2 separate regions of the Homo sapiens genome follow, and region 2 is linked to region 1. Evidence: chromatin contacts called from ENCODE Hi-C data. All regions are on one chromosome and are shown on one strand. Each heading gives the region's core, a stretch centred on a gene start or an enhancer-like site at or near the end of the contact. The rest is flanking DNA. Distances are from core to core; before and after follow the strand shown. Region 1 holds the start of CRYZL1 (crystallin zeta like 1). Region 2 holds the start of TTC3 (tetratricopeptide repeat domain 3).

Region 1 (4,484 bases), core at 764-3,263:
CAAAAATCAAGAGAAAATAATTTCATGTCTTTATTATGCATAAAATGGAAGACTTTTTTTTTTGTAAAATACCATATTTTAGCATATATAGATGTGTATTTTTTTTTTTTTTTTTGAGACAGGGTCTCACTCTGTTGCCCAGGCTAGAGTGTGGTGGTCGTGATCTTGGCTCACTGTAACCTCCGCCTCCCGGGTTCAAGCAATTCTCCTGCCTCAGCCTCCTGAGTAGCTGGAATTACAGGCGTGCACCACCATGCCCGGCTAATTTCTGTATTTTTAGTAGACACGGGGTTTCACCATGTTGGCCAGGCTGGTCTCGAACTCCTGGCCTCAAGTGATCCACCCGCCTAGGCCTCCCAAAGTGCTGGGATTACAGGCGTGAGCCACCACGCTCGGCCAATATGTGTATTTTTGCTCTTCTGCTCATAAAACTCTCCTGAGCTCAATGTAGTTCATTGGGTCTACAAAAAGAGCATAGTTAATCTTAGAAATATTTCATTGCACAAGGCTGGCAGCTTTATCTTGTATGGCGAACTACCTCACTTTCAAATCTAAACGTCTTATCCCCTGCTGTAAGCTGGAACAGAGGCATCGATAAGGGAAATTAGTGATAAAAGGTAGTAATTATACACTGCAATGGCTGCGGGATCTGATTTAGAAGTCATAACTGACCCGAGTTTGAATCGGGGCTTTCCTACTTATTAGCGGTATGACTTTGGGCTACTTAATTTTAACCTTTCTGGGCCTGAGATCCCATATCTTAGATAATAATAGCAGTTATCTCAGAGGGTTGCCATAAGGATTAAATAATACCTGCAAAGCACTCAGCGCAACATCATACTTTCAGAAATGTTGGCTATTTTGACTATTATTTCTGTAAATTGGGCACATCTCAATTACAGAGAATCTCTAAAGTAGTTCTGAATCCCATCTCATAGAGTTGCAAAGGGTTTGGTCAATGCAACCTTATTTTTCCCACCTTTTAATTTCTGCAGTAGGCTACTGTAGCAGCCACTAGCACAGGTGGCTATTGAGCACTCCAACTGTGTCTAGTCGGAATTGAGATGCGCTGTTAAGTGGAAAATACACATCAGATTTTGAAGATTTAATTTTGAAGAATTAATTTTTTAATTTAATTTTGAAGATTTAATACGAAGAAAAGAACGTAAAATCTCAATTTTTAAATATTTGTTTAAGCGTTGAAATGATAATGTCTCAGATATACTAGGCTAAATGAAACATATAATTAAAATTAATTTCACGTGTTTCTTTTCACTTTTTAAATGTAGCTACCCCAAAATTAAAATGACATAAGGGACTCGCATTATATTTGTACTGGACAGAGTTCAGGTAAAACCTTTCTACTCATAACGTGGACAGCAGCACCTGGGAGCTTCTTAGAAACGCAGATGTTCGGCCCCGACCCAGACCTATCCCAAGGCGATGCTTACATCTCGCTCCAGATGATTCCGCCGTTTAGCATAATGAAGAGGGCCGATCTGGCTCAAAAGCCACATACAGCGAATAACTACTAACTGCTTTCCGAAAACAGCAAAGTGATGAGGAAGAAAGAAGTGGCTGAGAAGAAGTAACAGAGAAAGAAAAAGACACTCAAATTCTAGGAACAAGAAGCAGAGGAGAAAAACCCAACCTGGGAGATTAAGTGGAAGGGCACTCCCAGACCTCTGCCTCCATAAAAGTAGAGGGAGATGCAAACTGAGATAAGACCTACAATCAAAACCCGTCAAGGTCCAGGAAACTGTCCCTCAAATCTAGTCTTACCCACCCCTCAGCGGCCTCAGCTAAGCTAGGCCTGGGCCCGAACAAGTCCCAGGTTAGGGTTCGACGCGAACCACCATCCTCCCCAGGGCTGCACGGTTCTGTGGGGCATCTCTCCACCTTTCGCTTAAAGGCCCGTTTCCCAAGACACAGGACGCGTTTCCCGGGGCTCACCTGCCTCTGAGCCGCCCCAACGGCCTGCACCTTCACCACCGCCACCTTCCAGTCCTTCGTCAGAGAGCCCGCCCCCTGCTCCCATTGGTCAGGCCGCTCGTCACTCCTGAAGGGCGGGGTCGGACTCGCGAGGCTGTCCAGAACGCCATGGCAACCGGTCTCGGAACTACATCTCCCGTCATGTTCCGCTCGGGGGCGGAGAAAGAGGCGAGGCCCCGCCCCAAGGACTACCAATAAATGGGCGAAGTTGGAATCGCCCGGATGGGTTCCGTTTTATGCAAATTTTAGCCGAAGACCACACCCTTCCTCATTCCAACCATAGGCCCGGCCAACCCCTTTGGGTTGTGCTTCGCCTTTTTCCTTTCCACATTATTCTCTCCTTGAAAACCTCCAATAATTAAGTCAATTAAGTGCATCCTATCTAGTGTCTCTCACGGCAACGAGCAGATGCACCGAAATCGTGCAACAAAATCTCCATAAACCACGATAGGCAACCTCAGACCATAAATCTCCTGTTACGCCTACATGGGGAGGAGGGGGAGAGTGCTAATCCTGCCCCCACACAGCCCCTGCTGATTGGCTCATTCGGCTTGTCACTCTGTTGTCTTACATTTCTTTGGCTCACCCTCTTTGGGTTCGCACGGTGGGCGGGGCCAGTGGTAGGGGGTGGTGAGAAGGTGCGGGCCCCTTCTTCCAATTGGCTGGCGGTTTCCCCACCCACTTATGGGCGGAGATGGATGGTGGATGGGGGGCGGGGGAGGCAGCGGAGGGAGATGAGGAGATAGGCGGGAGCGAGGGAGCGAGGGAGGGAGCGAAGGAGGTAGAGAAGAGTGGAGGCGCCAGGGGAGGGAGCGTAGCTTGGTTGCTCCGTAGTACGGCGGCTCGCGAGGAAGAATCCCGAGCGGGCTCCGGGACGGACAGAGAGGCGGGCGGGGATGGTGTGCGGGGCTGCGGCTCCTGCGTCCCTCCCAGCGGCGCGTGAGCGGCACTGATTTGTCCCTGGGGCGGCAGCGCGGACCCGCCCGGAGATGAGGTGAGGAGAGGGCTGCAAGGCGGCGGCCTGGACCACGGGCGGCTGCAGCGGGGGCGGGGGTCGGCGCGGGGGTCTGCGCGATGGCTGCCCGGGGCATCCGTCCCGCGCCCGGCGCTTGTCTCCCCGGCCGCCCTTAGCCCCTCGCCGCGCGCCCGAGAGACGGCAGCGGCTGCCCCTCTGCCTTGTCCTTCCCGTCCTCGGGGGTGGCGGCGGAGTGGCGGGCGGACCCGCACTGGGAGGCCGGGGGCCGCGGTGGGCCGTGGGGTGGCGGCCGCGGGACGGGCGTGGGGATGAATGGGCGCCGCGGCCCCGCCGCCGAGCGGGCTCCCTCCTCTCGCGGGGACCCCGGGCGGCCGCTCCTTCCCGGGCTGACCTCGCTGCCCTCGGCCGCCGGCGAGGGGCGGCCCGGCCTCGCCTCCCGCCGGCCTCCCGGGGACCCGCGTTGGCGGGAGCGGCGCCGCCTCTGCCTGGAGCCCCGGCTCCTTCCTCGGCCCCTCGCTCGCAAGCCTGCAGAATCCTGGGTCAGTGAAGGGCAGGCAATGCCGTTCGGCCCCAGGGCGCGCCGCGGGGCCGCCCCTGAAGGCATTTAAAGGGGAGCGTCTTCCGCGCCCTGTGAGCGCGTCCCCGGGTCCGCCGCGTCCCTTCCCTTCTTACGCACCGACACGGTTTTGTGGTGTGGACCCAAGACACAATTGCAGTCCCTTGCTTGCACGAATGCAATCCGAATTCCCAAAAAAAGGAAACCGGCGAGGAATCGGCCGCACCTTCCTGCGCTTCTGCTTGCCTTGGGATTAGAAAACAACTTCGGAGATTACATTTCCTATGGGCAATCTTTTGTTGTGATTCAGACTCAAGAAGGCTTTGCTTTGGAAGAAATAGATTAGCGGCTTCTCTGTGGAGTTGGAGGCTATAGAGATTTTTATAGCCTCTTCAATATGAAAGTTTCCTCTAGAACTTTGCCATCATCAGTGCTATTCTGAGGGCAGCAGCAACCTGGAAATTTAGATACATGCAGGCTCCGGCCAGATGCGTTTCTTTGTGCTTGTCTGTTGGCATTCTTCTCTTGCTGCTCCTCTTGATCAAAACGTACAGATAATAAAGGCAAGGCCAATGAAGAGGGTAGATAATAACAGCAAATCCCATACAAACAAATGCCTCTAGAAATTCTCAGTTCTGTCAGCGGGGAGGCAGTTTTGCTAATCCCGTGGAACGGATGAAAAGAAAGGCACAGAGATCTCATGGATTATGTAGTGGACAGGATGTGAGGGCAGGAACTGGGGCCAGGACCCAGCAGGCCAGCTGGTTTGCATGGTGCCACTCTAAACCCCCAAAATATGAATAGGAGGAATGTATTTGTTGGGATACCTTTATTTTTAGATGACTTTAAGGTTGAGAGTGCAGAAGCTTAAACATCCTTCATAGTTATTATTTCTTAGTTTATCTCTGAGAACAAAATATGTTTCTGTTTAAAATTTCTTTTACTGGTGTGCTTGAAACG
Region 2 (4,484 bases), core at 613-3,112, 3.4 Mb after region 1:
CCCATAGAACTGTTTCATGCGTCATAAGCATTTAATAACCATCATTATCACTACCCTTTTACAGATAAGGAACCTGAGGCTCAAAAAATTTGCTGAGGGTCCCAGCTCACATGGCTAATCTGTGGAGGAGTCAGAATTCGAACTCAGTTGTAACTTCTTCACTTCACTTCAGTTTTAATAGCCTGGCCATTACATTCATCTGCAAGCTGTGCTGATGGTGCAGGCTGATATATTTTAGTTAGGGTTCAGAAGTACTACCACTCCTCCACTTTCCTGGTTTCCAAACAGTTGCAGAACGTTGGATCACGGGCACTCAATTTTCTCCCTTTTGTGTGCCTCAAAATTCTCAAATCATTTTGGGGAGAGACTTGGGACTTGCTGTGTGAGTGGGCATATTAGTGTCTTAGTGAGCATCAGTCTCCTTATCTGTAAAATGGAATGTTATGGGGTTAAATTAAGGGAGATCCAGGACGCAAACGACACACCTTTCAACCCGACTTCTCTGGCCTACTTCTCCTGTTCCCCAGATCCCGCAGGGCACACTGGTGACATCACAAGCTCCTCGGGTCCAAACCCTCTCACGCCCTCATTCAAGGCCTTTCCACTTCTTCCCTCCCTCTTACTCTTTCCTAATCAGCATCAGTGCCAGGGGGAAAGGCCTCTGTAGAAAGCCTTGACTTTCCAGTCTGGTTTCAATGTCTCTCCACCGTGCTCCCTGACACTCATCACACTGAGCATTAACTGTAGATTTACCCATCTGTCTCCTCCACAAGACCACGACCTCCTTAAGGGCAGGGACCAGGCTTTATCCACTTTGCCATCGCGTCTGGTGCTGTATAAATATTTGTAGAGACTAAAACCTCCTAGGCTAGTGCTGGCACACGGAACACTCAGCAAACACGAGATCCCTTCAGATTTTCTTAAAAAGAGACATAGGGAGAAAGAATCAACAGTTCATGTGTGCACAGTCTAACCAATGTATTCTTCCCTTGTCACTGAACGCCAGAAAAAGCCCCTGGCCATCCATCAGGAAAGTACTTACTGAAGCCAAATTGGGAGCTTAAGAAAAGAACAAAGCCATAAATCGCTCTTTCTGGCAATGGCGACGGTGAATTTTCCACCATTTTTCCTGGGGCTTTAGACAATCTGTGGAAAAGGAACACAATCAGCGTCAGCGATGTGCTCCGTGGCACCATTGATCCATTCTCGCCTCCTCGCTCCGCCGCGGGTACGGCCCCCGCCGCGCAGAACCGCCTCCCGCGCCTCCGTCCGCAACCCGCGCCCCCGCCTCGAGCGCATACAGACACCCAGGCTGGCGCGCGCCCCGCAACAGAAGGGGTGGCGGAGGATAGGGCAGGGAGGGGGGTTCTGGGGCGATAGACGCGCGCTCCAGCTCTGCAAGCGTGGCCTCCCTGTGGGAGGGGAGGGCAGGGAACAAGGCTCGCGCGGCGCCCACCAGCATGCGGGCCTACTAGGTCGCGGCGCCCAGGCCCCGGGCCCTGCCCATTCGTGGAGACTTCTATTTCTCATTCGAGGCGGGGTATGGGGGGGCCCTCGACCTCGGGTCCTTCATACGCCCACCCAGGCCCCTCCCGACACCTCGGCCACCTCAGCGCTGAGTTCTCCGCGCAAGCGCCGACTGGGGAGCCGCAGTGGGGAAGAGGAAAACCTGAGGGAAAGGCCTAGGCGCGACGGCAACCCCCACCCTGGCGCAGGCGCACAACGACCCTCCCCGGGTGGGAGCCAGCGAGCGCGGGGGCGGGCGTGATCCCGCGGCTCGCGACGGCGAAGGAGGGGGCGGTGGGGTGCGACTGCGCACGCGCGCTGCCAGCCCACGTGACGCACCTCGCTTCAACGCCGCCACCCGCTCCCTCCCGCCGTCGGCTGACGTGGAGGGCCGGAGGTGGCGGCGGCGGCGGCGGCGGCTGCTGCTGCTGCTGCCCGCGTCCGAGGCTCGCGGGCGGCGGGCCCGGGTGAGTGCACACCCGGCGCGCTGCCGGGCTCCCGGATGTGTCACCTTGTCCCGCTGCAGCCGAGATGCCGGGGGAGCGGGGCCTTCCACACCCCCTCCGTGGGTGTGTGGTGAGTGTGGGTGTGTGCGCGTCTCCTCGCGTCCCTCGCTGAGGTGCCTACTGTGTCTGCATGGGTTGGGTCCCGCGCGATGAGGGGGTGTGGCCGCCATTGCCTACCCCAGTGGGTTTGCCCCCTTGGTCTGGTGCCCCTTCGCGAGCGAGGCCCTGGGATGCCGGTGCGAGGGTGTGAGTAGTCCCTTTGTGCGCAACCCCCCGCTGCCCGTGCCTCGGCCGGTGCGTGGCTGACACCTCCGCTGGGTGGAGGCGCTCGCGTGTCGCCTCGTCGCCCCTTTTGTGTCGGTGTCCGCGCTCCCTGGCGGCTGCGTGGGCGCTCTCGGCCTTGCAGGTGGCCCCCCTTTGTGTTACTGCCCCTGTCTGTGGGCTGCGCGTCCCCTAGCGCGCGTGGCCGCGCCTTCTGCAATTGCGACCCCCGCCTAGAGCCTTGCTCGCGCAAGTGTGCGTCCTTGCGTGTCTCCGAGTGACGCAGAGTGTCTGCGCATGGGTCCTGTTGAGTGCGTGATCTCTTGTGTGCGGATTTAATTCTGTCGAGTGGGTATCTCTTGTGTGCAGGTTTCGTTGGTGAGCGTGAACGTTCGTGCACACCCCTTGCTGTGTGTGCGTGTCACGACTCTGTTGCCACCTGTTTTCGTGTGAACTGGCAGTCCAGTCCAGGGCCTGTCCCCACGGAACGGACCCAGGAGGGGGGTAACCTCGCCGCTCCCCTCGCCCCCGCGCCTCTTTCTGAGCATTCTCTCCCACAGACGCTAATGGGAAGGGGGGTGGACAGGATCGAGTCTGGCCAGCTGCTCCGCAGTGTTGACGCTGCCAGTGTGGCCTCTTCAGCCAGCCTGTTCAGGAGACAGAATAGGGGGATCAAAGATAAAAAATGAAGCCGAGACGTAGGTGAATTTGGGCTGGTACCAGTGCGCCGTGCCTTTTCCAGTGGCGCCCTGGACGCCAAAACCCCCTCAGTTGCAGAGACCTTTCAAAATATATGCACTCTCCTACTGGGCGATGCGGTCCTTAGGCGTTCTTGATGATATTTAATGGTTTATAGAGTATTTTATGGCATTCACCTAAATCTCTTTCCATTTTGCCCAAGATCCTGGCGAGGGAAACAAGGTAGAAATTTTACAGATTTTACTCCTCCGGAGAGAGCCTTTTCCTTATAACTACGACTCTAGTTAGGACATTTTTTGTTGCAAGAAATTTGCGATTTATCCTAAGGAAAATGGGATATAGTATAAGGATACCTAGGGTAAGAAACTTCAAACCCCTTAGAGACCCAGCTACTGCTCCGATTGCTCAAGGTTTCGTGCTCTGCGCTCAAGGGCTGCGTTTTGGTGTCTTTGTTCTGCCCAATTTTCTTATTGTCTAATTTTCCTTTTTTTCTTTTAATTTTTGGAATATTTCAGATATCAAATACAGAGGGGGAGCTAACCAATCCATGATTCAGATTTTACAGACGTGATTATTTAATCTTTTGCCAAATTTACTTCAGATACTCTTTTTTTTTAAAGAAATAAAATTGCTCTCAGTTCCTTCCCCTCCTTTTCTAGAGATAGCCACTGCGTTGAGGTTTGTGTATATCTTTACTTTGCATATTTTATACTTTGATCAAGGTGAATCCATACACAATATATATTATTGTTTGTTTTTAAACTTTAATGGCATTAAAATATACATGCCTTTTTGCAACTTGCTTTTTTTTTTTTTGCTCAGCATCATATTTTGAGGTTTATATATGAACAAATTGAATGATTGTGTTATCTTTGGTTCATTCATTTTAATTGCTGGTATAGAATTGCGTTGTATGAATATACCATATTTATTTATACATTCCCCTGTTGATAGACTTTGAACTTGTTTCAGTTTTTGACTCTTAAAAACAGTCCTGCAATAAATATCTTTGTACTTGTCTGCTTGTGCACACATTTGGAAGTTTCTGTAGGAAGTACACCTAAGTAGTAGATTTGCCGGATTGTAGGCTATGTGCGTCTTCAATTTAACCAAGTATCACAGAAGCTCTCGAAGTGGTTGTACCAATTTTCACTGTCACTGGTGTTGAGTGAGAACACAATTTCCTCACAACCCTGCTAACACTTTATGTTATGAGACTTTACATTTTTGCCATCTCTTTACTGACCAGCTTCCTTATGACTTTTGGTTGCTGCTAAATTTGCTTGTAGCCACCTTGGCTTCTCTTGTAGCCCTGTGTCAGCCTATGGATTTATCTCTTATAGCTAATTGGCTTAGTCTTTATCTCCTTTGGTTCTCATAAGATTAATTCCAATGAACATTTGTTGTATACCTAATGTATGTCAGATCCTATGATTGATGTATAGATAGAATTTCCATGATATGTTAAATATGTACCTCTTTAGTGGCAGGTGAGGTGATTTAATTAAAAGT

What was found. Hi-C counts contacts between places; a loop is a spot of excess contacts on that map. Pooled maps may share reads with other maps.
Region 2: a map of naive thymus-derived CD4-positive, alpha-beta T cell shows a loop between it and region 1 (17-fold over the local background). The contact joins the promoter of TTC3 here to the promoter of CRYZL1 in region 1. A Hi-C loop is called at or near these places in 1 of 168 maps with a recorded cell type or tissue (naive thymus-derived CD4-positive, alpha-beta T cell), 1 of 37 single-sample maps with no recorded cell type and 11 of 50 pooled maps.

Annotation. Positions count from the first base shown.
Region 1 is chr21:33,639,728-33,644,211 of GRCh38, forward strand. CRYZL1 (crystallin zeta like 1) reads right to left here and starts at 2,014. Exons shown (of 13, transcript NM_145858.3): 1 at 1,954-2,014. It overlaps ITSN1 (intersectin 1), which reads left to right and starts at 2,774. Exons shown (of 40, transcript NM_003024.3): 1 at 2,774-2,986. RefSeq lists an enhancer at 1,753-2,162 and silencers at 2,633-2,972, 2,983-3,082, 3,403-3,532.
Region 2 is chr21:37,071,392-37,075,875 of GRCh38, forward strand. TTC3 (tetratricopeptide repeat domain 3) reads left to right here and starts at 1,863. Exons shown (of 46, transcript NM_001330683.2): 1 at 1,863-2,082. PIGP (phosphatidylinositol glycan anchor biosynthesis class P) reads right to left here and starts at 1,680. Exons shown (of 5, transcript NM_153682.3): 1 at 1,609-1,680; 2 at 1,043-1,146. The coding sequence starts at 1,124. RefSeq lists silencers at 1,151-1,430, 1,671-1,990, 2,211-2,270 and an enhancer at 1,578-1,872.